Linked DNA regions of Homo sapiens: regions 1, 2, 4, 5 and 6 are each linked to region 3. The links are chromatin loops, found by intact Hi-C in ENCODE. Cell type or tissue: B cell. All regions are shown on one strand.

Region 1 (5,000 bases), 300 kb after region 3:
ACCTCCCCGTTCCTGCATCCCAGCAACCTGCTAGAGCAGGGCCAGCCCTTCCACTCACCTGTGTGTCCCTCAAACCCTGCCCATTCCGTAAATTATGTTCCTGCGTAAATCATGTGACCTGGCCAATGAGTGGGCGTGCAACCCCTGATTCTAGCACATTAGGTCAAGGATACCAAGGACCAAAAAGTCTAGCTTTCACACTGCCATGTGCCCAAGCATGGTGGCTCGTGCCTGTAATCCCAGCACTTTGGGAGACCAAGGTGGAAGGATTGCTTGAAGCCAGGAGTTCCAGACCAGCCTGGGCAACAAAGTGAGACCCCAGCTCTACCAAAAAAAGGAGTTTTTTAATTAGCTGAGCATGGTAGCACATGCCTATAGTCTGTTATTCATGAGGCTGGTGCAGGAGGATCACTTGAGGCCAGGAGTTTAAGGCTGCAGTGAGCCATGATCTTGCCATTGCACTCCAGCCTGGGCAACAGGCTTTTTTTTTTTTTTTCCAAAAAAACCATATATATACAAATAATTAGCCAGGCATGGTGGCACACACCTGTAATCCCAGCTACTCAAGAGGCTGAGGCAGGAGAATCACTTGAACCCGGGAGGCGGAGGTTGCAGTGAGCTGAGATGGCGCCAATACACTCCAGCCTGGGAGCCAGATGAGTGAGATTCTGTCTCAAAAAAAAAAAAGTTATCATGCACCCAGGGATCTGGGAGTACAGAGCGGAACAGAGAGCTGTAAGGACATGACATTTATATGGCCTCACCACATCCAGCAGAGCAAAGTGTCCTAAGCTAGGAATCTCTTGAGACTCTAAATTTGATGCTCAGGGTCTGTCCCCCTGCAGCGGGAGGCCCACTGTAGTCTGGTGAAAAGCAGCCAGTGATCTCCCAGGGATGCAGGGAGGGAGGCGTGAGGAGCGCCTGTGTGTGCTGCCCTCTGAGGTGAGGTGGCCAGGGAGAGGGGGAAGCAAAGAGCACAGGGTGGGACACGCGGGCTGACCAGCTGAGGCAGCTCATGATGGTCCTTTCTTAGAAAGTCAGCCCCTCCGTGCCCCCTGCCACCACTCTGGCACCAACCCAAGGCAGGTGACCTGACTATGCGCCTAGAGGGAGATTTGCAGCCTCTTCCTACAAAGCCAAATTGCTTCCAGCTGTCCCTGATGTCCTGTGTCCTCAGCCTTGGACACCTGCAAGGCAAAGCCAGAGTTCAGCTGGGGGTGAAGGGCAGTAAACGTTTGACCAGAGCCCAGAGACTCTCAGCTCTGTCCTCGGGAGGCACTTCTGGCACCACCAAGGCAGGGGGAAGGAGCCCCTGCAGCCTCTGAAATCCAACCGACCCAGTCCAAGTCCCACCTCCTCCTAAGGCTGTGCAACCCGCTCACCGAACCACCTGCCCTGTGGTTTCCTCCCATTTAAACTGGGGATGAAAGGGCTGTTGCGAGGACTCCAGGACATAATGCGCCTGAAAGCACAGTACAGCCTGCAGCCATAGCGACTTCAGGGCATCTCTAGGCATCCTCCACAGGTGGCCGCCCGGTCACCTTGCGGGGAAGGAGAGGCGGAGGGCTGACATGAGGGACTGTTAGAAGCCTGGTCTTCAGACTCCCTCCAAGCTGCCCTTCCTGCTGAGCTGAAGACGCCCTCCCTGGCCTCGGGATAGGCAGCTCAGCAGCAGAGGCGACGCTGGGGAGGGAGGCAGGCTGGGCCAAGGCCTAGAAGACTGTTGGTGCCGCAGCCAGTTTAGCGGCCTGCTGTTCCTCTGAGCCCATCCTGCAAGCCCAGGTTAGAATTAGATGGCTCACAGACAGGCCCACACGCCGACATCCCGCCAGCCCGGCAGGTGGCAGGAACGCAGCACCTCCCGAGCAGGCTGAGGACCAGACGCCCCCTCGTGGCATCCTGTGGCCTTGCATGCCATTGCTCTCAGTCCAGGACCAGGCAAACGTAGGCTCCAATAGGAAAACGGCTAAGAAAGAAAGCGGAAGAGCGGGAGAGGGAAGGTAAATACTCCCAGGGCCAGCCCTGGGGCGAGCGGGCAAGGGAGGGCTGACATCCAGACGGATGGGGCTTTGGGATGTGAATCACAGAGGCCCCTCCAGAGAGCACGATCTGAAGGCTGCAGAAGAGTTCAAGGCACCCACATGCAGCCACGTCTTCACTCAAACCCAGCAACACCACACCACATGTGACTCATCAAAGTTTATTATGGCAATTAATTACACAAACATACAGGCGGTCGGTCATCCAGCTCAGAAGCACTCAAACCAGTAGAGTCCATTAGTGATTTCTCTTTATAAATAACTTAGGAGAAGCAAGCACATTTGGTAAAGAACCGGCAGCGCTGACCTAGCGTCACGCGGATGGCACATAGGCCGGGGAGGGGCAGGCACCAGAAGGTCAAGGTCCCTCCTTGGCCCCAGCAGCCCCGGGCCCACCAGATGCTGCGTCCTCAGGTAGTGGACATTTCAAGGCACGTACAACTTCCTAAGCAATAGCAGCTCCAGGCTCTTCCCTGAGACCTGGTTTACCTCTGGAACAACCAAGTTAACACTCATCACACCCCCTTTGTCTATTGTATTCATTCTTATTACTGAACATGCCCCAAACCCCACAGTGCAGGGGGCTGCATATTAAACAGAGACATAATCCCCACCCTTTACATTCTGAAGACAGGGAGGTGTGAAAAAATTGCCCCTAATGTAGTGATGGTGTTTTTTAAAAAGCACCATTTGGGAAGTAAAGTTAGGGCCTCTTTTGATGCCTGTCTTAGGATGGACACTGGGGGTGGGAGGATTACATCAACAGAGTGAGAAGGGGAGGGGAAGGGAGGGGGCTGCTTGTGAATGAGATTCAAGGCACTAAAGGAGTGGATGGATGCGTGGGCCTCGGGCAAAGTCGCCCTAAAGTGGGGACCCCAGAGGAGAGAAGGGAGGGTGGCTGGGGAGGTGACCTGGCCCTCCAATCCTAAACAAGCCCCAATGTGACCACAATCTCCAGGGCTAGAGCTGCCCGCTTCCCTCTGGCCAGAGGGCCCAAGGCAGCCCCCTGGGTTCTCCAACCACTGCAAGCAAGGTCTGGGGACAACCTTGACAACCCCCAGCCTTCTTGCTGGGCTGGCGCTGCTGCCACTCAAATAGGACATAGGACAAGCTTGTCTGACATCAGCTACTGGAGTTAAATTATGGCTTTATAGGACTCAAACCTGTTGTTTTTCCCAACTCTGTTCTCTCCCTCCAATCCAACCCCTGCCACAGTGCATGGGCAGGCTAGCCTTGAATGGACTGGACAGACACCAACAGCTGCATCCCTTGGCATGGGGCTCCATGTCAAATATGCCAAACCCCAGGGGAGATGGAGGGGGCTGGAGACCCGGGGCCTCCTCATAGAGATAACTCTGCACTGGGTTCAAATGGCCCTGAGTGCAGCCGCAAGTAGATGCTCATAAATGCGCACATGCGCTCACTCACACAGACACCGGCGAGAGGTGCTGGACTCCAGCCTGGCTAGCACCGCTGCAGCCAGGCACTGAAAGGAGGGGCTTCCAGGAGGACCTCTGGCCAGAAGGCCAGCAAGTGCCATGACCAGTCACACCGCCCAGTGCCTTGTCCCTCCAAGGCCTCTGGGTGCCGACGCAAGTCCACAGGGAGCACCAACGCCACTTCCAGTTGACCCTCGAATCTCGGCGATGGCTGGGCCAAAGGTTGAGCGTGGGTGGGACTAGGGAGGGGCCGAGGGCCAGGAGTGTGTCTAATACCCAGGCCAGGCAGGCCCCGGCGGTGGTGGGAACCCATAGGGAGGGGCGGGCCCGGGGGGATAAGGGGGCTGCAGGGGCACTGAGGGCTGGGGCTGGCCTGGAAAGCTGGGGAGCTGAGGCTGTATTGGGTAGGGAGGTTTTCCTCCTGTTGCGGGGTATGGGGACTGTTGAGGATAACCAGGACTGGGGGCCCTGCCTCCCCGCAAGGGGTACCCAGGCCCAGAGGCACCCATTGGGGTCCCAGGATAGCCCGGCCGGGGTGGCATGCTCCTCTGTGGGGACCAGGAGTAACCCGCAGCACCCCTGGGTCCAAGCTGGGCTGCCGGGTAAGTGGGGCCCAGAGGCCCGCTGTAGAAGGAGGGCTGGGACACTACTGGGAAAGGGGCCGGTGGCAGGGCTCCATGGGCAGTGGGGCCCACAGGCAGGCTGGGGGATGGGCTGTAGGGCAAAGGGTAGGGAGGCATGGCTAATGGTGGCTGCGGCTGCTCTTCAACCACAGGGGGTGTTCCCTGGGGGACTGGGCGCACCGGGGGTGGTGGACGGGGTGGAGGGGCATCGCCGGCCAGCTCCTGGGAAGCCCTGGGCTTCCTCACCACTTCCTGGAGCTTTTCCACGCGAACCCGGCGCAGGTGGGACAGCATCCTCATGGAGGAAAAATTCTCCAGGAACGTTTCCAGGGGCACCTCGCCCTCCAGGAACTTCTCAGCCATGGCCTGGAAGACATAAGGTCCAGTGACAACAGGGGCAGCTGGGATCAAGGCCTCTTGATTTTCCCCAGGGTCTGAGTTCAGCTGCAGCCCTCCCACCTCACGCCGCCTCAGGCACCCCCTCCTCTTCCCTGCCCATACGCCCCTTCTCACAGCTGACATATGGTACATGCACTGTCTCCCTCACTAGAATGTCAGTCCCTTGAAGGCGAGGACTGTCTCTGTCGTGGTCACCTCTGTCCTGGCACCTTGGCATCATGCCAGGCCCACAGTGGCCACTGCATATATGTGCTGAACACCTGGATGAGCACTAGCCCAGGGACTGGGAGGGCCTAGAAGCTTCTTCCACCCAGACACAGAGTGGACAGCACCAGTTTGCCCACAGAGGCTGAAGAGGTGGCCGGAGGGAAGCAGGAAGCAGGGAGAGTGGAGTAGGGAGCTGGCCTCAGCCCCTGGGGGCCTCCTGCTGTGCTGCCCTACCATCCAGGGCTGCGAGCTGCCCTTGTCCACTGTCACCCGTTTCTGCTTCAGCTAGTGGG
Region 2 (5,000 bases), 550 kb after region 3:
AAAAACACACAAAAAAATTAGCCAGGCATGGTGGCCCATGCCTGTAATCCCAGCTACTCGGGAGGCTGCAGAGGGAGAATCACTTGAACCCAGGAAGCAGAAGTTGCAGTGAGTCGAGATCACGCCACTGCACTCCAGCCTGAACTCTGTCTCAAAACAAACAAACAAACAAACAAACAAAAGATAGGCCAGGCACGGTGGCTCACGCCTGTAATTCCAGCATTTTGGGAGGCCGAAGCGGAACACCTGAGGTCAGGAGTTGGAGACCAGCCTGGCCAACATGGAGAAACCCTGTCTCTACTAAAAATACAAAAATTAGCTGGGTGTGGTGGCACATGCCTGTAATCCCAGCTACTCGGGAGGCTGAGGCAGGAAAATCGCTTGATCCCGGGAGGTGGAGTTTGCAGTGAGCTGAAACCTCGACACTGCACTCCAACCTGGGTGACAGAGTGAGACTCCATCTCAAAAAAAAAAAAAAAAAAAAAGATAGTATTTAGGTAAACATAAAGATTATTTTTAATTTTTTTCTATTTTTTCTTTCTAGTAAGATGAAGGTCTCACTATGTTGACCAGGCTGGTCTCAAACTCCTGGCCTCAAGCAACTCAAGCAATCATCCCACTTCAGCCTCCCAAAGTGCTGGGATTACAGGCATGTGCCACCACTCCTGTTTAATTTTTGTATTTCTAGTAGAGACGGGGTTTCACCATGTCGGCCAGAATGATGTCGAACTCCTGACCTCAACTGATCCGCCTGCCTCGGCCTCCCAAAATGCTGGGATTACAGGAGTGAGTCACTATGCCCAGCCGGTCCCAGCACTTAGGGAGGCTGAAGCAGGAGGATCACTTGAGACCAGGAGTTTGAGACCAGGCTGGACAATATAGCAAGACCTTGTCTCTATTAAAAAGAAAAAATTAGCTAGGCATGGTGACATGTGCCTGTAGTCCTAGCTACTTGGGAGGCTGAGGCAGAAGGATTGCTTGAGTCCAGGAGGTCAAGGCTGCAGTGAGCTATGACTGCAGCACTGCACTCCAGCCCTGGGCAACAGAGCAAGACCCTGTCTCAAAAAAATTAAAAAAAAAAATAGAAAAAGTAAAAAAGTATTAAACTATAATAAGAGAGGAATTATAAGGAAGTAAAGAGGGAAGTACCCAAGGAAGGGCAAACTCAGTAGGGTCCCCACCCCCAAGGCAGGGGTTCAGACTTCACTGCATGCCACTCACTGGGCAGTGTGAAGTTCACTGATTAGCCCAGGCCAGAGCTGTTTCACAGTTGCCAGGCAAGAAACAACCCTCCAGGCCAAAAGCAAGCTAAGGCTGGTAGGCAGGTGCTTAGAGCACATGGGGACACCACCTGCCCAGAGCACATAGCAACACCACCTGCCCAGAGCACATAGCACCCGCATTGGGAGGCCCCTAGGAAACAACCTTCCAGGTCGCAGGTGAGCCCCAGCTGTCAGACAGATGCATCAAAAGAGCTGGAATGCCCCATGTGCTTGGAGTGCATGGTGTCCACACAGGATATGGAGGATGGGAATCAACCCTCTGGGATGCAGAAGAACTCAGATTGGTGAGCAGACGCACAGAGGAAGTTGGGGCACAGCCTTGACCGCACGTTGTCCATGCCTGGAGGGCTTTGGGGAAAACCATCCATGGCATAGGTAAGCCAAGACTAGGGGGCAGGTGCACAGAGTTAGGGAGCTGCCCCAGGTGGAAGGCCTGGAGTAAGCGGCAACCATGACAAGGAGTCCACAGCAAGTTGGTCACGGGGCCTAGACCAGATCGGCAAAGTTGCCAAGGGAGTGCCGGCTTTGGGTGTGCAGCTGGAGTGGAACACCAGCAGATCTCCCAAGGCGTGCCCTGCTGATGGACGATGGAGCAAGGCCCCTAGCTGGAGTGCACTGGAACCAGAAGACAAGCCCTTTCCTTCCTGCAATGTCCTTCTAGCGTCCTCTGCTGACAAAGCCTAACATTGTACTCATTGTAGGGAGAAATGCTTCGAGTCTAGTTATCGCTTAACAGACACCGAAGGGTAGGTAAATAATGAAGCTGAGAGGCAAAAAATAGGTAACTGGCAGAAACCATTCTTCCAGCTACTCCACTACCATATGCACTCTTTACACAAATTTTGAACTCCCTTAGTAGCTACATTCCTACTAACAAGATATCTCCTCTCTAAAAGTGAAGTTCTCAGCCTTCCCCCAAATGATAAGACACACAGTCCAAACAGTCACTGTATCCATAGCTGGCTAGATTACTCCACAGATTTGTCGTGATCCCTATTACCTAAAAACTATTACCTAAAAACTATTACCTGTGTCTATTACCTAAAAACTAGATTGTAAAGTTGACCTCCAACAATTTGCACATAAAATAACAAAGGGAGGCAAAAGACATGGTCAGTACATACAAATAAACACATGCATGTAAGAAGCAAAGAAGAATATGCATCGCTGCTACAGTCCTCGTTTTTGTAACTGATCATTTTTGTAACTAATCACGGTCATAGTTGACATCCATGGTTTCCTTAGAAAAATCCGAAGGCTGCACACTGGAACCCGGGAGAGCCTCTTTGTTTCTGCAATAGCCCTCTAGTGCCCTCTGCTGACAAAGCTTAACACTGTACTCACTGTACGGGATAAATGCTTAGCGTCGATCCGGTTATCATGGAACAGAACAGGTACTGAGAGTGAATCTGGAGCTGAGGCAGTGTTGATAACTGCCATACTAGGAAACCACTAAATATTCAGAAATTAAATAAGGCTGGGCACGGTGGTTCACGCCTATACCATGTCACTCGAGCTCAGGAATTCCAGACCAGCTTGGGCAACATGGCAAAACCCCACCTCTACTAAAAATACAAAAATTAGCCAGGCGTGGTGGCACGCACCTGTAGCCCCAGTTACTCGGGAGGCTGATGCATGAGAATAGCTTGAGCCTGCAAGGCACAGGTGGCAGTGAGCTGAGATCGCACCATTGCACCGCAGCGTGGGCAACAGAGAGTCTGTCTTAAAATAAATAAAATAAAATAAAATAAAATAAAATAAAATAAAATAAAATAAAATAAAATAATAAATAAAATAAAATACACTTATAAATAGCCCATGGGTCAAAGAAGAAATCATAAGGGAAATTAGAAAACACTTTGAACCCAGCTGGGCGCAGTGGCTCATGCCTGTAGTCCCAGCACTTTGGGAGGCTGAGGCGGGTAGATCACTTGAGGTTAGGAGTTCAAGATCAGCCTGGGGGCAACATGGTGAAACCTCATCTCCACTAAAAATACAAAAATTATCTGGGTGTGGTGGCACACACCTGCAATCTCAGCTACTTGGGAGGCTAAGACAGGAGAATTCCTTTGAACCCAGGAGGTGGAGGCTGCAGTGAGCTGAGATCGCACCACTGCACTCCAGCCTGGGCAACAGAGTCAGACTCTGTCTCAAAAAACAAAAACAAAAACAAAACAAAACAAAACAAAAAACCTAAAGAAAGTAAGAAGAAGGAAATTATAAAGAGCAGAAATTTGTAAAATAGAAAACAAATTTTATACGATGAAGAAAAAGAAAGTCGAAAGCTGTTTTTAAAAAAATTAATAAGGCTGGGCACGGTGGCTCACACCTGCAATCCTAGCACTTTGGGAGGCCGAGGCGAGTGGATCATGAGGTCAGGAGTTCGAGACCAGCCTGGCCAACATGGTGAAACCCCATCTCTACTAAAAATACAAAAATTAGCCGGGCGCAGTGGTGGGCGCCTGTAATCCTAGCTACTCGGGAGGCTGAAGCAGGAGAACTGCTTGAACCCAGGAGGCGGAGGCTGCAGTGAGCCGAGATCACACCACTGCACTCTAGCCTGGGTGACAGAGCAAGACTCTGTCTCAAAAAAATAAAATAATAATAATAATAATAATAAGAAACCAGGCATGGTGGCTGATGCTTGTAATCCTAGCACTTTGGGAGGTCGAGGCAGGTGGACTGCCTGAGCTCACCAGTTCGAGACCAGCCTGGGCAACATGACAAAACCCTGTCTCTACTAAAAATACAAAAAAAAAAAGCCGGGAGCAGTGGCTCACACCTGTAATCCCAGCACTTTGGGAGGCTGAGGCGGGCAGATCATGAGGTCAGGAGATCGAGACCATCCTGGCTAACACGGTGAAACCCCGTCTCTACTAAAAATGCAAAAAAAATTAGCTGGGCATGGTGGCGGGTGCCTGTAGTCGGCTACTCGGGAGGCTGAGGCAGGAGAAGGGCGTGAACCTGGGAGGCGGAGCTTGCAGCCAGCCGAGATCGCACCACTTCACTCCAGCCTGGGCGACAGAGCAAGACTCCGTCTCAAAAAAAAAAAAAAAAAAATTAGCCAGGTGTGGTGGTGCATGCCTGTAGTCCCAGCTACTTAGGAGGCTGAGGCACGAGAATTGCTTGAGCCTGGGAGGCAGAGGTTGCAGTGAGCCAAGATCGTGCCACTGCACTGCAGCCTGGGCGATAGAGTGAGACCCTGTCTCATAAAAAAAAATAAAAAACAAAAATAAAACGTTAATAAAATTGATAAACACCTATCAAAACTATTGAAGAAAAAAATATGAAAGAAAAGGGACATCACTGCAGTTCTTACATCCATTAAGTAATATTTAAGGATTGCCTGGTGACTTTTTTAATTTTTAAAAATTAATTAGTTATTATTATTCTTTAGACAGAGTCTCGCTCTGTTGCCAGGCTGGAGTGCAGTGGCATGATCTTGGCTCACTGCAACCTCCACCTCCTGGGTTCTAGCGATTCTCCTGCCTCAGCCTCCCAAATAGCTGGGACTACAGGCATGCACCACCACACCTGGCTAATTTTTTTGTATTTTTAGCACAAATGGGGTTTCACCATGTTGGCCAAGCTGTCTTGAACTCCTGACCTCAAGTGATCCGCCTGCCTTGGCCTCCCAAAGTGCTGGGATTACAGGTATGAGCCACTGCGCCCAGCCTGACTACTGACTTATAATACAGAAAAAAAAAGAATTGAGGA
Region 3 (5,000 bases):
GAGGTGGCTAGGGAAGAAGATGTTTACAAAAGCTTATAGCTCAGCACCAAGGTAGAACTGACTAGGACAAGTGCCGCATGGTGCCGCCAGATTCTGGTGGTGGCAGCCGATGCTGCAGGAAGGAAGGGCAGCGGTGAGGCTTCTGGATCCTGGCTGACAACTATAGCCTTACATGCGCTGGGAGACGGTGGTTACAGCAGCTCCCTCCATCAAGGGGCTTCCACAAGCTCCTTCCCCCGACCCTCATGACAGGCCTGAAGGGGCAGGGAAGAGACTGACCACGTGTCACAGATGAGGAAACTGAGGCCCAGAGAACTAAGGTGACCTGGCTGAGATCACATCCATCCCCAGAATCCAGGTACGACTCCCGGGCAACCTTCTCCTCAGGGAAGACCAGAGCTACAAGAAGGACTCAGCCCAAAGCACAAGGTCTGGGGGCTCAGGCTACCACCACGTGGTCTGTGGAGGGCTGTGGGCAGAGAGGAAAGCCTGGATCGCCAGAGAAAGCACAGAAGGAAAACCTAAAAGGATCACAGGGTCACATGGGCTGCTTCTGGGCTGACTAAAGGCGAGTGGCCTTGGCCCTTCCTTCTTCTCCCGACTCCAGTACCTGAACCCAGCTCAGGAACTTCCCACGGCCACAGCAGCCACTCCCAGGATCCACCCACCAGGCCCCACAGCCCCCAGCCACAGCCTGCACTCAAGGCATCTGCTGATCCTGGGAGCTGAGCTCCTCCCAGCATCTGACCTCTGGGGCTCTGCGATCTTCCCCTTCTCCTGGCTGCAGGGTTGGCCTTCCCTTTGTAACACCCAGCCCCAGAGGTCACTACCCCCATCCTCATACACACCCCAGCATGGAGATGGGTCTGCTCTTTCTGTCTAAGAAACATCCCTCAATGTCGCTGTTTTGCTGTCAACAAAAAGTTGACATGTGGCTTGGGTCACATCCACCAGGATTTAGTGACTAAAGTTGCATATCTTGTCCGTGTGTGTGCACAGCAGGGACCCTAGGTGTCTCACGTCTGTATGTGTGGATGGACAAGTATCCACCTGTTCCCCCACTTAATGGATTTGTTACTGGAAACCCTGCTGCTAAGTGAGAAGCTGTTAAATAAAAATATTTTCATGAATGCGGCCAGGCACAGTGGCTCACGCTTGTAATCCCAGCACTTTGGGAGACCGAGGCAGGCAGATCACTTAAAGTCAGGAATTCGAGACCAGCCTGGCCTACATGGCAAAACCTCGTCTCTACAAAAAATACACAAGTTAGCCAGGCATGGTGGCGCACGCCTGTAATTCCAGCTACTCAGAAGGCTGAGGCACGTGAATTGCTTGAACCTGGGAGGCAGAGGTTGCAGTGAGCCAAGATCGCGCCACTGCATTCCAGCCTAGGTGATAAAGTGAGACTTTGTCTAAAAAAGAAATATACTTTCATGAATGCAAATGGGAAAAATGTATTCCATCCCAACCCAAGGTACCCAAGCAATTCTCGGAAAAATTTTCAGTGCAGACAAGTATACAGGTAGTAAGCAATCTGAATGTATTCAGGAGTCCCCCCTGACGTGAGGTTCCACTTTCTGTGATTTCAGTTATCCGTGGTCCACCACAATCCAGAAATAGCTGGCCGGACGCAGTGGCTCATGCCTGTAATCCCAGCACTTTGGGAGGCCAAGGCAGGTGGATCACCTGAGGTCAGGAATTCAAGACCAGCCTGGCTAATACGGCGAAACACCATCTTTACTAAAAACACAAAAATTAGCCGGGTGTGGTGGCATATGCCTGTAATCCCAGTTACTTGGGAGGTTGAGGCATGAGAATCGCTTGAACCTGGGAGGCAGAGGCTCCCAGTGAGCCGAGATCACGCCACTGCACTCCAGCCTGGGCAACAGAGCGAGATTCTGTCTCAAAAAAAAAAAAAAAAAAAAAAGTTGAGTACACTGTATTTGGAGCGACCACATTTACATAACTTTTTTTTTTTTTTTTGAGATGGAGACTCCCTCTGTCGCCCAGGCTAGAGTGCCGTGGTGTGATCTCGGCTCACTGCAACCTCCACTTCCCGGGTTCAGGTGATTCTCCTAACTCAGACTCCCAAGGAGCTGGAATTACAGGCTCGTGCCACCACGCCTGGCTTTTTAAATTATTTTTAGTAGAGACGGGGTTTTGCTATGTTGGCCAGGTTGGTCTCAAACTCCTGAACTCAAGTGATCCGCCCACCTCGGCCTCCCAAAGTGATATAACTTTTATTATAGTATATTTTAATTCCATTATTTTTCATCTCTTACTGAGCCTAACTTATAAATTAAACTTTATCATAAGTATGTACATGTTGGAAAGAACATAGTCTATGTATAGATGAGAAAACTGAGTCCCAGAAGATATGATGGCCAAGAGTGCCAACGCAGGGGCCAGACAGTCTGGGTTTGACTCTCGGCTCTTTCCTTCCCTAGCTGTGTGATATTAGGCAAGTTACTTAACCTCTCTGGACCTCCACTTCCTCAAATGTAAAATGGGGCTAATGCTAATTCCCACCTCATAGAGTTGTGGTGAAGACTCTATGAGTTAATATATGTAATATGTAAAGCTCTACCTTAGAATAGAGACTGCTTCTAGAAGACACCTGAAAGTGCTGCCTTATTGAATACCTTGCCCAAGGCCTCACATTAGCAAATCATATAGCACTGATTCAGAAGGAAATGACACAACCCAGACACCTCGCCCTGGAGGAGCAAGAGGACTATCGAGCCACTGACAAACATTCAGAGCAGCGCTTCCCGGTTCCCACCTCTGTCACATGACAGCCTATGGCGGAATGCATATCCCAGTAACTGGGAGACTCCAAAACAGTCACCGTATGTCCCCGTGGCATAGACCTAGTTTGCAACCAGTGTCGCATCTAAACAGATGTTCCTGTTTGGAGGATAAATTATATCCCTGTAAACCCTGGGAGAGTGGCTCTCTACACGCAGGCAGCTCCAGAGACTTGCAACATACGGCCACCAGGTGGCGGCGTAGCATCGAGCACTGAACTTGAGCACCTGCTCTGGGCAAAGAATTCATGAATGCCCTGGCCAGGCAGATACCAGTCTCAGATATTTGCGGGCACCTGCTGAGGCTACTGGTACCAGCAGGATCAGCTCCACTCAAGGCTGCATTCAGAAAGATATTTATCTGCAGAATGGAACAGAATTGGTCAAGGAGGGAACAGCCAGGAATGTCATGGTTCAGAGACACTAAGCTGGTACCTTTGGGCTTCCGTTGACACCCGCTCCTCCAGTTGTGGTTACCCTGAGCTATCCTCACTCCAGGAGCTACTCATGGCCTTTGGGGCATTTCGAGGTTATTCCACATGAATTCTTAGTCTTATATCACCAACAGGATTGTGTGGCCTGGCACAAGTCCTGCTTAGAGGACGGATCAGAAACACTTGGATGCCTGGGGCAGGCTAAAAATTTGGCAGTCTTCCAAATTGATAGTCAAATATGTCTCATTTCAACTGAGTGAGGATGGCAAGAAGCCATTTTCACATTAATACAAATCGTAACCCCCTTTCTTCATGTTCAAAGTGGAGATGTATTACACGCACCAACAGGACTCTAACTGATTTTGGAATTGTCTTTCCTGATTCTTCCCTGACTCATAACTGGAAAGCATTGCTCACCCACTCTCCCTCATTTGTAAATAGCAGAAATTACTGCAGAAGCAATAACAAGTCTTATTCTAGATATATTTATTGCTTGTTTTCAGGCGCTTGTGGTTACAGCAACGGTGTTTCACTTGGTTGCCCAGGCTGGTATGCATTGATGCAATCATAGCTCACCACAGCCTCAAACTCATAGCCTCAAGCAATCCTCCAGTCTCAGCCTCCCGAGTAGCTGGGACTACAAGTGGACAACTTTTTAGGAGATATTTTTTAAGGCTTGCAGATACCTTCTTGGTAAACCGTCCTTTGCAGTGCATTAATTGGTTTCAGAATTCAGGCTGCCCAGCCATGCCCACTGCAGAGGCTGCCAGCTGGCTGATCTCAGAGCCAGACTGGCCAGTGGATGCAGCAACTTGCAATGCACATTGCAGAAATACCCCCACAGAGGTAGGCTGGTGCTGGGGAGGAGTAGCTTTTCTTTCTACTTAGGGGCATTGTCTATTTTGGCAAAAGGGACACCAATTTCATTTCCACCAGCTATGTGAGAAGCTGCAGGTGGAAACCTGAGTTAACAGGCAGCAGATTTCTGATGGATCCCTGTGGTTTCAGTGTTCCTCTGATTAGTGGATCAGGAAGCTGTCCACCTGCCCAACCCATAATCCCCTTTAACTTGCCTCCTCCAGGAAGTCTTCTTTGACATTCTCTCACCCTTGGGGACCTCAGCTGGTGAAACCCTATCAGTTTCACCACTGGACCTAGCTTGCCTTACTGGGCTATCTGTATATAGATTCCAATCTTATGTCTCCCCAGCTAGACTCAACACAGTTTGAAGACAGCATCTACATCTTACATTTTTTGTGGTCCCTATGATACCCAGCATATGCCAGGCAACAAAGGAAGGTTTACTCGAATCACTTCTTCCTTGTTGACTGATATCAAATCCTTTTAGAGAGTGTCCAGGTACCAATTCCTTGAACAAGCTCCTGAGTATGGACCTGACGTGTCCCTAACACTCATTATACCTTTCCTAATGATTCTTTTGTGTTATTTCAAGAAAAAGTGGGAACGTTTAACAATTATTCTCCAGAAATTACCACCACAATGTGAACTTGTCCTTATCCAGAAAGTAATTTTACATTATCATAACAACTAGAACATGGTAATGTTAGCAAAATTCTCTCCAGAAATCAGTATCAAAACTTTTGCCCACTAGATGTTTGTTTCATAACCATTCATCCGACAATTTTTTATTGCAACAATTATTTATTGAGCAACTACCAAGCACAGATGGTCCTCAACTTAAGATGGTTCAACTTAGGATTTTTCAACTTTATGGCGGGTTTATTGGGAGGTAACCCCA
Region 4 (5,000 bases), 340 kb after region 3:
GCAGCCTAATTCCTGGATGTTAGCCTGGTTTTGACAATTAGAGTTATGGCAGGTAGAGACCATGGACTTATGAACAAGTCAAGTGAGATCCCTGCCCTCAGGAACATGTGGTCCAGCCGGGGGTTCAGAAAATCAGGCCGGGGCAAAGCCATATGGCAGGGAAAGCTTCCTGGTGCTCTAGGAACTCATAGCTGGGGTCTCAGTGGCTGCCTGAAGGAAACTGTCTCAGGTCAAGCTCCCCAGAAGTAACCAGTGAGATGAGGTTTCATGTACAAGTGATTTATTTCAAAGGTGGTTCAGGAAACCAGTGAGGGAGGGAGCAGGGAAGCAGGACTGGGAAGGGGATGAAGCCAAGCCAAAGTGTGATTTTATGCAAGTCCTGCCGAGGGAAGCTCCAGCCTGATCCCACAGGGGAGCCCTGGAATGTAAGTCATGCCTGAAAATTGCCCCAACCTAAGGCAAGCAAGCTGGGCTTTCACATTCCCACCTGTACCCCTCAGTCATTGGCTAAGGGCCACCCTACACCTGTGGGCCAATGTATTCTATTCTCCAAAGACAAGTCATAGGTGCCATGAGAAGCAAAAGCACCTCAAACCCCGTGAAAGTGCAAGCTCAGGTGATGTTGGGATGTTCCACACCTCTTCTACTCCTATCAACATCATATCAGGAATCCTAAAAAGGCTTTGAGGGAGAGAGCCTTTCTGGTTCCCAGTGGCCAAAACCCCCTCAATGGAACAGAAAAGACATAAAGAGATTCCCTTTTTTTAAGTTTTGTTTTTTGTTTTTAGAGATGGAATTTTGCTATGTTGCCCAGGCTGGTCTCAAACTCCTGGCATCAAGTGATCCTCCTGCCTCAGCCTCCCCAGTAGCTAGGATTACAGGTGTGTCCCACCGCACCTGTGATCTGTGGAGAAGCCAGCAGCTGGAGGAAGAATGCACTCACCCCAGTGGCACCCATGGCATTTAAATCCTGCCCCCCAACACAAGCTCTTTAAGAGCAAGATGCAGGGAGTGGCGTGATTGTTATAAAGCTTTCGGCCACGACCAGCCAGGCTCCGTCCCATTAGGTTGAGCCCCCAGGAACTCTGAGCTTTGGCGGCCACTGCAGCTCCCTACACTTGGATCCGTATTGGTCTCTGGGCAAGGACCTGCCCAGGAACGTTGCGAAGGTTCTCAAGTCTTTGGAAAGGACATGGTATCAGCTGATAAGGCCACAGGGAGTCAAACAAATCCCCCCAACCCCTAAGGCTAGCTGGACATCAGAATGAAAGGGCAGTCTCTCTTCTGGGAAGCATCCCAGAAGAGCCCTCGGACCAGCTGGAGGTCAGACAGCCTCTGCTTGATCCCCGTGCAGGCCTGGAGGCTCCCAAAGCAGCCTGTTCATTCCTTCCTCCTACTCCATAGAATCCTGTGAGATTTCCAGACCAGGACAAAGTCAGAAAAACTAGAGGGAAGCAGGGTGCAGTGGCTCATGCCATAATCCCAGCACTTTGGGAGGCCAAGGTGGGCGGATCACTTGAGGTCAGGAGTTCAAGACCAGCCTGGCCAACATGGCGAAACCCCGTCTCTACTAAAAATACAAAAGTTAGCTAGGCATGCCAGCAGGCACTTGTAGTCCCAGCTACTCAGGAGGCTGAGGCAGGGGAATTGCTTGAACCCGAGAGGCGGCGGTTGCAGTGAGCCAAGATTGTGCCACTGCACTCCAGCCTAGGCAACAGAGCAAGACTCCATCTCAAAAAAAAAAAAAAAAAAAAGGAAAAGAAAAGAAATAAAAGGAAAATTAGGGGGAATGGGGGCTGAGTTTAGACACCATGGTGATCACCCTCTTAGCCACAGCCTCGTCTGCCGCAGGGTGACATGGCAATGCCTTCGGTCACTGGGCAGGTCACAGAGATGCCACTCCAAGGGCCCAAGCCAGGGCAAGGACAATTCCTAGGGTATCCTGCCAGGTCCTCCCAAAGCCACATGCTCAGAAATGAGACCTACCTAGGATCATAAGTTCTGCCTCTTTCTGTGGCCCAGAATTGGGAGCATAACCAGCCTCAGCTGTGTAAGGAAGCCATCACCCCTCTTTCCCCCAGAGAGGGCTTCCTCCTTCTTTCATTTCTGGGGGGATTTTCTGTTTTCTTTTTTTAGATATGGAGTCACACTCTGTCTTCCAGGCTGGAGTGCAGTGGTGCGATCACAGCTCACTGCAGCCTCCAATTCCTGGGCCCAAGTAATCCTCCCACCTCAGCCTCCCAAGTAGCTGGCACTACAGGTGTGTGCCACCACACCCAGCTTTTTCCTCTTCATTTCTAACATGGCACTTACCCCTCTATTTACCTCCCCATTCTCATTTAACTTCATCTTCTAAACACCGGCTTGGGTGGGGGTTTTCTTCAGTACAGTCCTAGAATACCACAAAGCCATTAATTGTCACCTGTCACCCTCAAAGCACTGCCCTAGCCTGCAGTATTAAATATTCATTCATTCTTTCCTTCAGCCATGAGAACAGGAAGGAAATTAACATTTCAAAACATTACACGCCTCTTCACCCCTGCAAGGTGCTTGTACATAGTTCAAATAACAAGCTTAAGTTGATAACAGAAGTTGTTATCAAATAAAAGTTAAATCCGCCTCCCTATAATTCCCAGTCTTTGTCCCTATGCTACTCTGAACATTTGCTATCGAATAAGTCTAGTCCCTTGTTTTTGCAAAAAACTTTTAGATATTTGTGGTTGGCCCTCAAGCTCCACCGAAGTCTTGATTTTCCAGTCTAAGCAACCCCTCAAAATGTCTGTCTGGTCTCCATCTTCCCCACCTCCTCCCACCAACCCTTTCTCCCCAGTCTCTCTCTTTCCAATGAAAGGGAGGGTTGGAGACCGGAGGGCCTGACTTTCACTCACTGTCCAGTGCTTCCCCAACCCGTTTCTCTGGCTTCCCTCTCTGTTTGATGTTTCGTGCTTCCTTCCTCTTCTCTTGGCTCTGGCGCCCTTCTCATGTTTAAACCTCACTTTCCTCTCTTCTGCTCCCTTCTTTGTAGGCTCATACCTCATCCACCCACCCAAAGCTCCTCATTGCCTACAGGAAACATTCCAAGTGCCTAACCATGGCACTCAAAGCCTACCATGATGTAGTCCTTGCTCTCCTTCCCCATGTTAAGCCGTAAATCATTAGCAGTGTTCTCCAGAGTTTCCTAGTCCTCATTCTAAAACCATGTTGAATTATACTTCCATAATCCCTTGAAATTTGGCGTCACTTGGGCCAATGAAGTGCAAATAGTGGTGACCCATTTCACTCCTGCAGACACTTCTGATGTGGCCGGTGCATGAGTTGGCATGTGCCTCTCCCCCTGCTGTGGCCACCAGTGACACCATAGATGGTGAAGTCTCCATCGGTCTGCATCTCTGAGTGAAAACGTCTCAAACCAGAGCCCTAGATGACCTGTAATGGACATATAGGGAAAGCAAAAGAGAAACCTTCTTATTGTGAAATTGGGTGTTGCTTGTTACTGCAGCATATACTGCCCATGCTGACTAATATCATGCATCAACTGGGCCCATGACCCTTACCATCTAACCTTACCAGGTGACTTACAATCCTTTAGGTCTATTATCATGCCAGTGCTGCCCTCTTTGGTGTTCCCTCCTCCCCATGCCCATTTGGCAAAGTTCTCTCATCCACTGAGACTCGGCTCAGTTGCCACCTCCACTAGGGAGACTTCCTAACTTTCCACCTAAGGCAGCATTGGGCATCCTCTTTGCAGGATGCCCAGGGCATGCCTCTATTGCAGTGCTGCCACATTACCTTTCTAAATGTTTTGTTTCCTGGACTTCAGGGCCACTGCTAGCCCATTTGGAGCCTTCGTTAGATTCAGAAAAAGCTGGCCTCCTCCAGGTGGCTGCAGCTGCCCAGGTGCATGGCTCAGCAGTGAATCATGACCTGACTTCAGGTCTTCTTCCCCCATGGCCTGACACCTGTGTTCTGGGCACAAATTGTACAATGTCCTCCATGGCCCTGTCTGCAAGGCTATTCATAAACAGCGAGCAATTTATGAACTTGGCTTCGAGCACCCTCAAGTGTTCACTGAAAGAATGAATATTTCCTAATAGATGAGACCTGTCCTCAATTATCCCTTCCTCCTCCCACCCGTCCTCTCCTCCTTTTGTTCTGCCTCATTTCCTGACCTCCCAAGCCCAGTACTAATGAGCTGCAGAGTGGCCAAGAGCCTAGAATTTGTAGTCAGACAGACCTAGTTCAAATCTTGACTCTACCACTTACTTGCCATAAATCCTTGAGGAAGTTACTTAGCTCCTCTAAGCCTCAGTTTCCTCATCTATAAATTGGAGACATTATCAGCTTCACAGGGCGCCCACAAAGAGCACATGGGAAAAGGCGTTCAATAGGTGTCTCCAGGGCTCCTCCAAGTCAGGCTCTACAGCTGGGAGACCAGAGTGGCCATGGAAGGCATCACTGAGGAGGGAACATTGAGATGATGGCTGAATAGCCATCCACGCAGAAAGCTGGGAGAAGAACCTTCTGGACAGGGAGAACAGGAATTGCAAAGGCCCAAGGTAACCAAGTTCAATAAAAGGCTACTTTTCCATCTCCAGTCTTCCGTCCACACCTGAACACACCATCGTCAACCAGGCCATCGAGGCCACAAGTTACACACCATGACCTCATCACACACTTGATTTGTTGACTCGGAGCAAGTTACCAGCAATGAATTATCAACCCCTTTCCCAGAATGGCAAGCCCTGGGGCTATGTGCAAACTGAGGCGGGAAAATAAGAGGTGTCAATAGAGCTGAGTTTGCTCTGGGCCCAGGGCCATGTAGATAAGCTGGTTATCATCACCAGCTCCAGCTCCAAGAGGCACAGTGGGTGCCACTGCCACCACCAGGAACCCTGGGGTTTGCTTGTCCTCCTGCTGGAACGCCCAGCACACCCACAGGGCCAAGAGGAAAGTAAACGCTCTTGACTAATCTCCCCCAGTGCTATCACAGGGGCCCCCCG
Region 5 (5,000 bases), 57 kb after region 3:
AGTGCTGGGATTACAGGCGTAAGCCACCGCGCCCAGCCCTAGACTAGGTATTGATGGGATGTATCTCAAAATAATCAGAGTTATTTATGACAAACCCACAGCCAATATCATACCGAATGGGCAAAAACTGGAAGCATTCCCTTTGAAAACTGGCACAAGACAGGGATGCCCTCTCTTACCACTCCTATTCAACACAGTGTTGGAAGTTCTGGCCAGGACAATCAGGCAAGAGAAAGAAATAAAGCGTATTCAATTAGGAAAAGAGGAAGTCAAATTGTCCCTGTTTGCAGATGACATGATTGTATATTTAGAAAACCCCATCGTCTCCACCCAAAATCTCCTTAAGCTGATAAGCAACTTCAGCAAAGTCTCAGGATACAAAATCAATGTGCAAAAATCACAAGCATTCCTATATACCAATAACAGGCCAAATCATGAGTGAACTCCCATTCAGAATTGCTTCAAAGGGAATAGAATACCTAGGAATCCAACTTACAAGGGATGTGAAGGACCTCTTCAAGAACTACAAACCACTGCTCAACAAAATAAAAGAGGACACAAACAAATGGAAGAACATTCTATGCTCATGGATAGGAAGAATCAATATCATGAAAATGGCCATACTGCCCAAGGTAATTTATAGATTCAATGCAATCCCCATCAAGCTACCAATGACTTTCTTCACAGAATTGGAAAAAACTACTTTAAAGTTCATATGGAACCAAAAAAGAGCCCACGTTGCCAAGACAATCCTAAGCCAAAAGAACAAAGCTGGAGGCATCATGCTACCTGACTTCAAACTACACTACAAGGCTACAGTAACCAAAACAGCATGGTACTGGTACCAAAACAGAGATATGGACCAATGGAACAGAACAGAGCCCTCAGAAATAATACCACACATCTACAACCATCTGATCTTTGACAAACCTGATAAAAACAAGAAATGGGGAAAGGATTCCCTATTTAATAAATGGTGCTGGGAAAACTAGCTAGCCATATGTAGAAAGCTGAAACTGGATCCCTTCCTTAAACCTTACACAAAAATTAATTCAAGATGGATTAAAGACTTAAATGTTAGACCTAAAACCATAAAAACCCTAGAAGAAAACCTAGGCAATACCATTCAGGACCTAGGCATGGGCAAGGACTTCATGACTAAAACACCAAAAGCAATGGCAACAAAAGCCAAAATTGACAAATGGGATCTAAATAAACTAAAGAGCTTCAGCACAGCAACAGAAACTACCATCAGAGTGAACAGGCAACCTACAAAATGGGAGAAAATTTTTACAATCTACCCATCTGACAAAGGGCTAATATTCAGAATCTACAAAGAACTTAAACAAATTTATAAGAAAAAAATCAAACGACCCCATCAGAAAGTGGGCAAAGGATATGAACAGACACTTCTCAAAAGAAGATATTTATGCAGCCAACAGACATGAAAAAATGCTCATCACTGGCCATCGGAGAAATGAAAATCAAAACCACAGTGAGATACCATCTCACACCGGTTAGAATGGCGATCATTAAGAAGTCAGGAAACAACAGGTGCTGGAGAGGATGTGGAGAAATAGGAACACTTTTACACTGTTGGTGGGACTGTAAACTAGTTCAACCATTGTGGAAGACAGTGTGGCGATTCCTCAAGGATCTAGAGCTAGAAATCCCATTTGACCCAGCCATCCCATTACTGGGTATATACCCAAAGTATTATAAATCATGCTTCTATAAAGACACATGCACACATATGTTTATTGTGGCACTATTCACAATAGCAAAGACTTGGAACCAACCCAAATGTCCATCAGTGATAGACTGGATTAAGAAAATGTGGCACATATACACCATGGAATACTACACAGCCATAAAAAAGAATGAGTTCATGTCCTTTATAGGGACATGGATGAAGCTGGAAACCATCATTCTGAGCAAACTATCGCATGGACAGAAAACCAAACACCGCATGTTCTCACTCACAGGTAGGAATTGAACAATGAGAACACTTAGACACAGGGTGGGGAACATCACACACCAGGGCCTGTCCTGGGGTGGGCGGAGGTGGGAGGCATAGCATGAGGAGATATACCTAATGTAAATGACGAGTTAACGAGTTAACACACCAACATGGCACATGCATACATATGTAACAAACCTGCATGTTGTGCACATGTACCCTAGAAGTTAAAGTATAATAATTTAAAAAAACACTAAGAAATTTAACACACAAAAAAATGCCACACAGAAGACCTGTCAGACCAATCAATGTTTAGATTCTATTAGAAATGCTATTTAAAAAAATAAATAAATAAAACTAAAAATAAAAATTCTCAAGAGCCCTACGAAGTAGGCACCAGGAACTGACTTTTCAGATGAAGAAACTGAGACATAAAGATGCACATCACAGAAAGGTGCAGAGCTGGGATTCAAACCTGGGCTGCTGGCTCCAGAGCCTGCATTTAACTATGATACTACCTCCTGCAAAGCTGAGCAGTGGGTCATTAGCTGCCCATGCCTATCTTAATCAGCTTGGTCTCTGAAGCCACACGGCTTAAAAACCCTAGCTGCGTTATTTACTGGGTGGCCTAAACAAGGCACTTCTCTGAGCTTGTCTTCTCATCTATAGACTGGGGACACCACCACCTGTCTGGCAGGGTCATTCTGTGGTACTGTGAGGAGCTCCATCACAGTACCAACGTTACTGGGGAGACTGCTGTGACTACACTGCCCCCAGGTGACCTCCTTGGTTAGTGCTCCAAGCTCAGGAACAATATAGATGCTTCCTCACTTTCAATAGCGGAGGCTAAGCAGGGTTTGATCACCAAAGGCCCAAGTGCACAAAAGATGCAGTAATCACTGATAATATCACCGAACAATTTCCCTATGGACACCTGGGACTACTGACTGCTGCTGGGTCCTAAATACAAAACTCACTAGCTAGACAACAGAGGTGAGTCCTTTAGAATCCACCAACCCCCAACCAAGATCTACTTCCAGAAGGTTCACCTACAAGGCAGCTGGGCCAACATCTGGTGAGCTGTGGCAGGAGGTGATAGCTCTTCATTCATTTTGGCTGATATAACTAACATTCTGTCAAGCCCTCTGTGTTTACTTATCAAAGAAAGAGACAGACGTTGCCTGGGCATTGGACTGAGCCCCAAGGTTGAATCTCTCAATCTGCCACTTGGCAGCAGTGTGACATGAGCTGAAGAGATGAATGATAGCAACGGATACCTGGTTCTGCTCTTAAGATTCTAAGTGGGAAAGACAAATGCGCAAACACCTTCAAGGTAACACAGAGCTATGCTAAAGGCATGAACCATGGGCTCCAAGAAAGCTCACTCACCTGGCAGGGCAGCAATGGGCTCCAGAGGCTTCCTGAAGGACTTGGTCTATCTCTGGGGAGGGCAGACTCCAGGGAGAGGGAGCAGGAGAGTGGTAATAGTTAATAGTAGCAGCATTTATGATGTGCAATTCCTATTCTAAGCACTTGTCACATTCACTTAATCCTTACTATATCTCTAGTAAGTACACTATCCCCATCTTTTGGATGAAGAAACTCAAACAGAAAAAAGTTAAATAATCTGTCCAAGGTCTTGCAGCAACTAAGTGCCAGAACTGGGATTCAAAGCCAGAGAGTCCAGTGCCAGGACTATGCTCCCACCTTCTGCTCCGTTCTGCAAAGGAAGAGCGGTATGAAGTCCTATGCAGGGACCAAGAATCTGCTGAGTTGCTGGACAGCAAAGAGCAAGGTTGTTTTCTTTTTTCTGAGACAGAGTCTCGCTCTGTCACTAGGCTGGAGTGCAGTGGCACAATCTCAGCTCACCGCAACCTCTGCCTCCCGGGTTCAAGCGATTCTCCTGCCTCAGCCTCCCAAGCAGCTGGGACTACAGGCATGCACCATCACACCCAGCTAATTTTTTGTATTTTTAGTAGAGATGGGGTTTCACCATGTTGGCCAGGATGGTCTCCATCTCCTGACCTCAGGCAATCCACCCACCTCGGCCTCCCAAAGTGCTGGGATTACAGGCATGAGCCACCACACCCGGCCAAGGGCAAAGTTGTTTTAAGAATTAAATGAGTGGCTGGGCGTGGTGGCTCACGCCTATAATCTCAGGACTTTCGGAGGCTGAGGCTGGCGGATGACCTGAGGTCGGGAGTTCGACCTCAACCCTCTCCCACTCGAGTGACCCATTCTACCATCTGCAAACCATAGCTGTTGTTAGCCCACCTTTTAACTAGGCAGTTGTCCTAACTTTTTTTTAAAGTATGTCCTGCCTTGGGAGAACTGTATGATTGGTCTTTTTTTTTTTTCTTCCCCAAGACGGAGTCTTGCTCTGTCCCCCAGGCTGGAGTGCAGTGGCACAATCCCAGCTCACTGCAACCTCCACCTCCTGGGTTCAAGCAATTCTCCTGTCTCAGCCTCCCGAGTAGCTGGGATTACAGGAACCTGCCACCATGCTCAGCTAATTTTTGTATTCTTAGTAGAGATGGGGTTTCACCTTCTTGGCCAGGCCGGTCTCGAACTCTTGATCTCGTGATCCGCCCGCCTTGGCCTCTGGAAGTGCTGAGATTACAGGCGTGAGCCACCGCACCTGGCCCAGGTCTTTTCTTAATAATAAACACTGGTGTAAGTTAAATGGTTTATATTCAACTTGTATAAGTTAAGTGGTTTCTTTACTGTGGGGTTTTTCAGCTTTCCCTAGCTAGTAGGCATCCTGACCCTCCCAGGCAGATACGGCATGCCGAGCTTCCCTGACAACAGAACACTGCCCCAGCAAAACATGCCTGGAGGTCTCCTGTTATGTCCACAATATGGCCTACCATACTTTGCCCCCAAAGCTCCCCTCCTGGTAACACCCCATTTCTCAGCTCCCCTTCTCAGCACTATTTTTTGTCTATAATCACTGACTCCCACACTTCCTCACCTCATATCCTCTTACCCCACTCCAGGGAGGCAGCCAGCCCCGACCTTCCACTGGGATGGCCCTTGTCAG
Region 6 (5,000 bases), 460 kb after region 3:
GGCTGGGTGTGGTGGCTCACGCCTGTAATCCCAGCACTTTGGGAAGCCGAAGCAGGCTGATCATTTTGAGCCCAGGAGTTTGAGACCAGCCTGGGCAACATGGTGAAACCTCGTTTCTACTAAAAACACAAAAACTAGCTGGGCATGGTGACACACACCTGTAGGGTCAGCTACTCGGGAGGCTGAGGTGGGAGAATGGCTTGAGCCTGTGAGGCAGAGGTTGCAGCGAGCCAAGTTGGCGCCACTGCCCTTCAGCCTAAGTGACAGAGCCAGACCGTCTCAAAACAAAAAAAAAAAAAAGAGAGAGAGAAAGATTCTTCCTCAGACACACACTGGGCTTCCTCTCTCCCTTCACCCAGATCTCTGCCCATGGCACCTTCTCAGAGAGGCCTTCCTTGTCCACCCTTACCTTGCTTTATTCTCCACAACATTTACTTCCTGTGACATTAGATTTTAATTTATTAATTCATTGTCTCCCCTACAACTCCCTGATGACAAGGGTTTCTTATCTATTTACCCCAGCACGTACAGGAGTGCCTGGCATGTAGTAGGTGCTCAATAAATGGCTGTTGAGGGAAAGGTTGAGAAGGGCAATGGCATAGGTGACATCTCTTGGGTGGGTGTGGGGTCATGAATGAGCTGCCCAAAACTGGAGGCAGTAGGGGTCTGTTCAAGCAGGAATGAGGTCCAGAAAGGGCAGGAAGCCAGATGCATCCAACTGGTGCTGGGTGCTGAGTAAGGCGTGACCATACAGCCATAAACAAACTACTGCCCCCACCTTCAAGGAAAGTAGGGCAGACCAGGAGCTAGGTGATAACAGCATAGAGTGACAAATGCCACAGTGGGACAGACTGTGGAGCCCTGAGGAGGGTCAGGGGGGGTTCCTGGAAGGGCAGCATCTAGGCTGAGGTGAGAGAGAAAACTTTGGGAGGCCAAGGCAGGCAGATAACTTGAGGTCAGGAGTTTGAGACCAGCCTGGCCAACATGGCAAAACCCTGTCTCCACTAAAAAAAAAATACAGGCCGGGCGCGGTGGCTCACGCTTGTAATCCCAGCACTTTGGGAGGCCAAGGCGGGCGGATCACCCGAGGTCAGGAGTTTGAGACCAGCCTGACCAACATGGAGAAACCCCGACTCTACTAAAAATGCAAAATTAGCCGGGCATGGTGGCGCATGCCTGTAATCCCAGCTACTTGGGAGGGTGAGGTAGGAGAATTGCTTGAACCTGGGAGGCGGAGGTTGCGGTGAGCTGAGATCACGCCACTGCACTCCAGCCTGGGCAACAAGAGCAAAACTCCATCTCAAAAAAAAAAAAAAAAAAAAAAAAAATTAGCCAGGTGTGGTGGCATGTGCCTGTTGTCCCAGCTGCTCGAGAGGCTGAGGCATGAGAATCGCTTGAACCCAGAAGGCAGAGGCTGCAGTGAGCCGAGATCGCACCACTGCACTCCAGCCTGGGTGACAGAATAAGATTCTGTCTCAAAAAAAAAAAAAAAAAAAGTAGGGCAGCCAGCAAAAGAAGAGGAAGGGAGAGGGTGTTCTAGCAGGGGAAACAGCACAACTGCAGGCCTGGAGGGGGACAGAGAGGACAACTGCAACCAGCTCCAGTCATGGACTGGACAGAGGGTGATGAAATCCAGCCTGGTTTGAGCTTCCAACCCCACCGCAACAGAAAAGGGACAAGAAACCCCTTCCCAATGGTGTTCCACCAATGTTCAGAGCGGAGGGAAGATGATTCTGCGAGGCAGGCACTTTGTAAAGCACCCACTCTGCGCTGGGCACTGGGGACATGGGACAAGGCAAACTTAGCGTGTTCTTGGGGAGAAAAATCTGTGCCAAAATGTGACAAGTATTCCGGAAAGGGAAGCTCAGGGTGCAATGGCAGCACACAAAAGTCTGAGGAAAGCTGTCCCTGGGGCCTTTTTCCCTCTCTGAGGTCATCACAGAAGAAAGGGGGGGCCCTCCTGCTGGCGGGAGCTGGCAGTGAAGTCTCATCCACCCCCTTGCTGGAGTGATTATGGCAGCAGCCTGAGAAGGAGGGGACCGGGCGAATGAGCGGAGCCTTGGGACTCTCAGAAACGGACAGGCAGTGCCACCAAGGCGGCAGATAAAAGGGTGCCCAGGGAGGCTGATGGAGTCGAACTCTCAGGTGGGCAGGGACCGAGCACCCGCCAGAGCGCCCTAAGGAGCCTCCTAGGGCTGGTGACAGAGGGACAGGTGGTGGGAGCCTGTGGAACGCCGGGGAGTCGGGGCAGGTTCTGAGCAGGAACTGGCGGTGGCTGTGGAACACACGTGTGAGCTACAAGCCTGGCCGGGCCGCCCCCGCTGCGCGCCCCCCGGAGGACGTGGCCGCGGGCCAGGCCGCCTGCTGACACAGTGTTCCCTAGCTCCGAGCATCACGCACACACGCGCACGGCCCCACCGCGGCCCGGGGGAAAGCACGTGCGGAGGGCGGCATCCATCGCGAAAGACAGCGGAGGGGCATGCACCCCACCCCCACGCGCGCACACGCACGGACAGAAAACGAAAAGTGACCCAGAGACCCCGGCTGTTCCAAGGTCCATGAAGTTCGTAGGGCCAAGACCCAGGGAAAGCCCCGCGCGGCAGGGGAGGCCAGGCGCTGCCCGGGCAGAGCCACGGGCACGCTGGGGGGTGAGCCAGCCAGTCCGGAGACCAGATGGCACGTCCTGGGCTCCCCTCTCCAGAGGTCCGCGCTCCAGGGCACATTAGGAGTCACCCAACGCCTGGACCTCCGATCTCCCAGGTCCCAGTCTGGACAGCCCCAGCCAGGGGGGCACGATGAGCACCCGCCTAGAGGCACAAGTTGCTGACTCTTTGTGCCGTCCCCGAGCTGTGCCCGCGCTGATAGCACCCCAGAGGAAGCCCCGACACGCGGCTGCCTGCGGCTCCTGAGCGCCCCTCCGCGCCTCTCGACTGCACGCCGGTAGCGCTCTCCCGGGCGGGGGAGCGGGGAGGAGCTCCGGGCGCTTACCTCTCGGCCGCGAAGTGCCCGGGCGGCTTCCTCCCGGTGTAGCCTCGGGCTGGTGCCCCCGGCAGCAGGAGCGCGACACAGGCGGCCCGAAGGAGCAGTCCGGCCCACATGACCGGCGGCGGCGGGTCCCCCGGGCTGGGCTCGGCTCCTGCGCCGCGCGCGGGAGAGGGGGCTGCCGGCCCTCGCCCCTCCTCCTGGCGCCGTGGGGAGCGAACCAGCGATCCCCGAAATGGCACGCAGAGCTGAGCAGGGGGGCTTGGGACGCCGAGAGGAGGGGCCGAGGGCCGCGAGGGGACGCGGCGGACGATTGTGGGGAGGGTCTCTGGCACCTCGAAGCGAAACACACAAAGGCAACGCCGCCCGCCTGCTGATGCCTCTCCGAGAGGCGCGGAGCCCGGGGCGGGGGCAAAGATCAGGGACCCCTGGGGGCGGGGTTTCGCCCTCGGCCCACACCCCCTGCCCCGGTTTGGGAGTCGGCTTCCTGCGAAGCGCTGACTGAAGGCGTCAGACCGAGGCCCCGGGAGGAAACAGACTTCGGGAACAAGGCTAGCACCAGAGGCTGCGCGCCCCGGGCATGGCCCCTGTCGGTGGGACCCGAGACGCCTTGTTGTGACGAGGTGGGAACCGTGGAAATTCGAACCCACGACGCCAGGTCGCTGTGCCGCTGAGCAGTTCTAGGCCTGCCCCCAGCCTGCCAGAAGGTCTGCACCCTAACGCCGGAGTGCGTTGATCTGTGGGTCCAACCGCTCCCTGGCCTGGGGCCCTAGCCACTTTTGAAGCCCCGGGCTCCTCTGGGCACCCAGGGGGCAGATGGCCGGCCTCCCGACTGCTGGTGGCAAGACCAGGAAGCAGCTGGCGCCGTTGGCAGTGGAGAGGCAGCAGCAGATCTGGAAGGCTCCTCTTTGCCCCTTCTGCAGCTGCCCCAGGCCGTGGTCAGAGACTGGGGGGCTGCCTAGGGATTTAGGCAAAGAAGGGGTGCGGAAATCAAAATCATCCCGCTGGGAGAAAGCTGAAAGGATAACTGATTTTACCTTCTGCTCCATGCAGTAATCTTTCCCTTAGCCACCCACAATTAGTCAAGATTTTGCTTAAATACTTCCAGGGGTAAGAAACTCACTATCTGTTAAGAAGCGGCCCAATCCAGTTTTGAACCACATTTGTTTTAAAGTGTCTTCACTTCCCAGTTGAACAATCCCTGTTCCTTTGGCCTTCCTGCTACCTCTGCCTTTACTGAGGTGCTTAACATTGGTGGCCACAAATGGACATGGCGTACCAGCGGTGGCCTGGACTCGTGCCTCCTTCCTGCAGACACCATACTTTTACTAATGCACCCTAATATTACGTTTTTGGCAACCCCATGATGTTAATTATGACACATTGAGTTTGCAGTAAAGAAAAACCACAGGTGGCCGGGCGCGGTGGCTCACACCTGTAATCCCAGCACTTTGGGAGGCTGAGGTGGGCGGATCACCTGAGGTCAGGAGTTCCAGAACCAGCCTAGCCAATATGGTGACGCCCCATCTCTACTAAAAATACAAAAATTAGCTGGGCATGGTGGCGGGCGCCTGTATTCCCAGCTACTCAGGTTGAGGCAGGAGAATCACTTGAACCCAGGAGGCAGAGGTTGCAGTGAGCCAAGATTGCACCATTGCACTCCAGCCTGGGCGACAGAGCAAGGCTCCATCTCAAAAAAAAAAAAGAACGAAAAAAAGCAGGCATTTTTTGTTGTGCTTTTATGTTATTTAAACACAAGCTGCCAAGTGGTCTCCCTACCTGAAGCTGTGTGGCCCCATTTTTTTTTTTTTTTTTTTAGATGGAGTCTTTCTCTGTCGCCCAGGCTGGAATGCAGTGGCACGATTTCGGCTCACTGCAACCTCCATCTCCCGGGTTCAAGCAATTCCCCTTCCTCAGCCTCCCGAGTAGCTGGGACTACAGGCGCACATCACCATGCCCAGGTAATTTTTGTATTTTTAGTAGGGACGGGGTTTCACCATGTTGACCAGGCTGGTCTT

What was found. Hi-C counts contacts between places; a loop is a spot of excess contacts. Peaks named below come from ENCODE experiments on the same cell type or tissue, not always from the same donor. Only the 100,000 strongest peaks of a DNase experiment are listed, where the experiment ranks them.
Region 1: it touches region 3 in a loop (26-fold over the local background); 68 of 110 quality-filtered maps call a loop at or near these places.
Region 2: a loop joins it to region 3, with 21 times the contacts of the local background. A loop is called at or near these places in 9 of 110 quality-filtered maps.
Region 4: it touches region 3 in a loop (7-fold over the local background); 81 of 110 quality-filtered maps call a loop at or near these places.
Region 5: a loop joins it to region 3, with 14 times the contacts of the local background. A loop is called at or near these places in 96 of 110 quality-filtered maps.
Region 6: a loop joins it to region 3, with 31 times the contacts of the local background. A loop is called at or near these places in 4 of 110 quality-filtered maps.

The regions. Positions count from the first base shown.
Region 1 is chr11:61,128,073-61,133,072 of GRCh38, forward strand. It overlaps VPS37C (VPS37C subunit of ESCRT-I), which reads right to left. Exons shown (of 5, transcript NM_017966.5): 5 at 2,185-4,467. The coding sequence ends at 3,748. Among named protein-coding and RNA genes, the nearest start is that of CD5, 28 kb to the left of the region's middle. RefSeq lists an enhancer at 1,725-2,019. In B cell, CTCF peaks have their summits at 1,900 (motif pointing left) and 2,103; a DNase peak (open chromatin) is centred at 1,859.
Region 2 is chr11:61,383,156-61,388,155 of GRCh38, forward strand. No RefSeq gene overlaps it. Among named protein-coding and RNA genes, the nearest start is that of TMEM216, 6.9 kb to the right of the region's middle. RefSeq lists a silencer at 2,509-2,668. In B cell, CTCF peaks have their summits at 2,603 (motif pointing left) and 2,807; a DNase peak (open chromatin) is centred at 2,606.
Region 3 is chr11:60,828,204-60,833,203 of GRCh38, forward strand. All of the region lies in intron 2 of LOC105369322 (a long non-coding RNA gene), which reads right to left. Among named protein-coding and RNA genes, the nearest start is that of CCDC86, 11 kb to the right of the region's middle. In B cell, CTCF peaks have their summits at 2,994 (motif pointing right) and 3,193; a DNase peak (open chromatin) is centred at 3,008; H3K27ac peaks cover 265 bases.
Region 4 is chr11:61,169,644-61,174,643 of GRCh38, forward strand. It overlaps a transcript of LOC124902678 not described here. Among named protein-coding and RNA genes, the nearest start is that of VPS37C, 11 kb to the left of the region's middle. In B cell, no CTCF peak of the experiment used is centred here; no DNase peak of the experiment used is centred here; H3K27ac peaks cover 1,232 bases.
Region 5 is chr11:60,885,006-60,890,005 of GRCh38, forward strand. No RefSeq gene overlaps it. Among named protein-coding and RNA genes, the nearest start is that of PRPF19, 19 kb to the right of the region's middle. In B cell, no CTCF peak of the experiment used is centred here; a DNase peak (open chromatin) is centred at 2,706.
Region 6 is chr11:61,291,940-61,296,939 of GRCh38, forward strand. VWCE (von Willebrand factor C and EGF domains) reads right to left here and starts at 3,377. Exons shown (of 20, transcript NM_152718.2): 1 at 2,989-3,377. The coding sequence starts at 3,098. RefSeq lists silencers at 2,197-2,456, 2,897-3,206, 3,387-3,456 and an enhancer at 2,428-3,130. In B cell, a CTCF peak has its summit at 2,946; DNase peaks (open chromatin) are centred at 2,412, 2,892 and 3,542; H3K4me3 peaks cover 1,882 bases.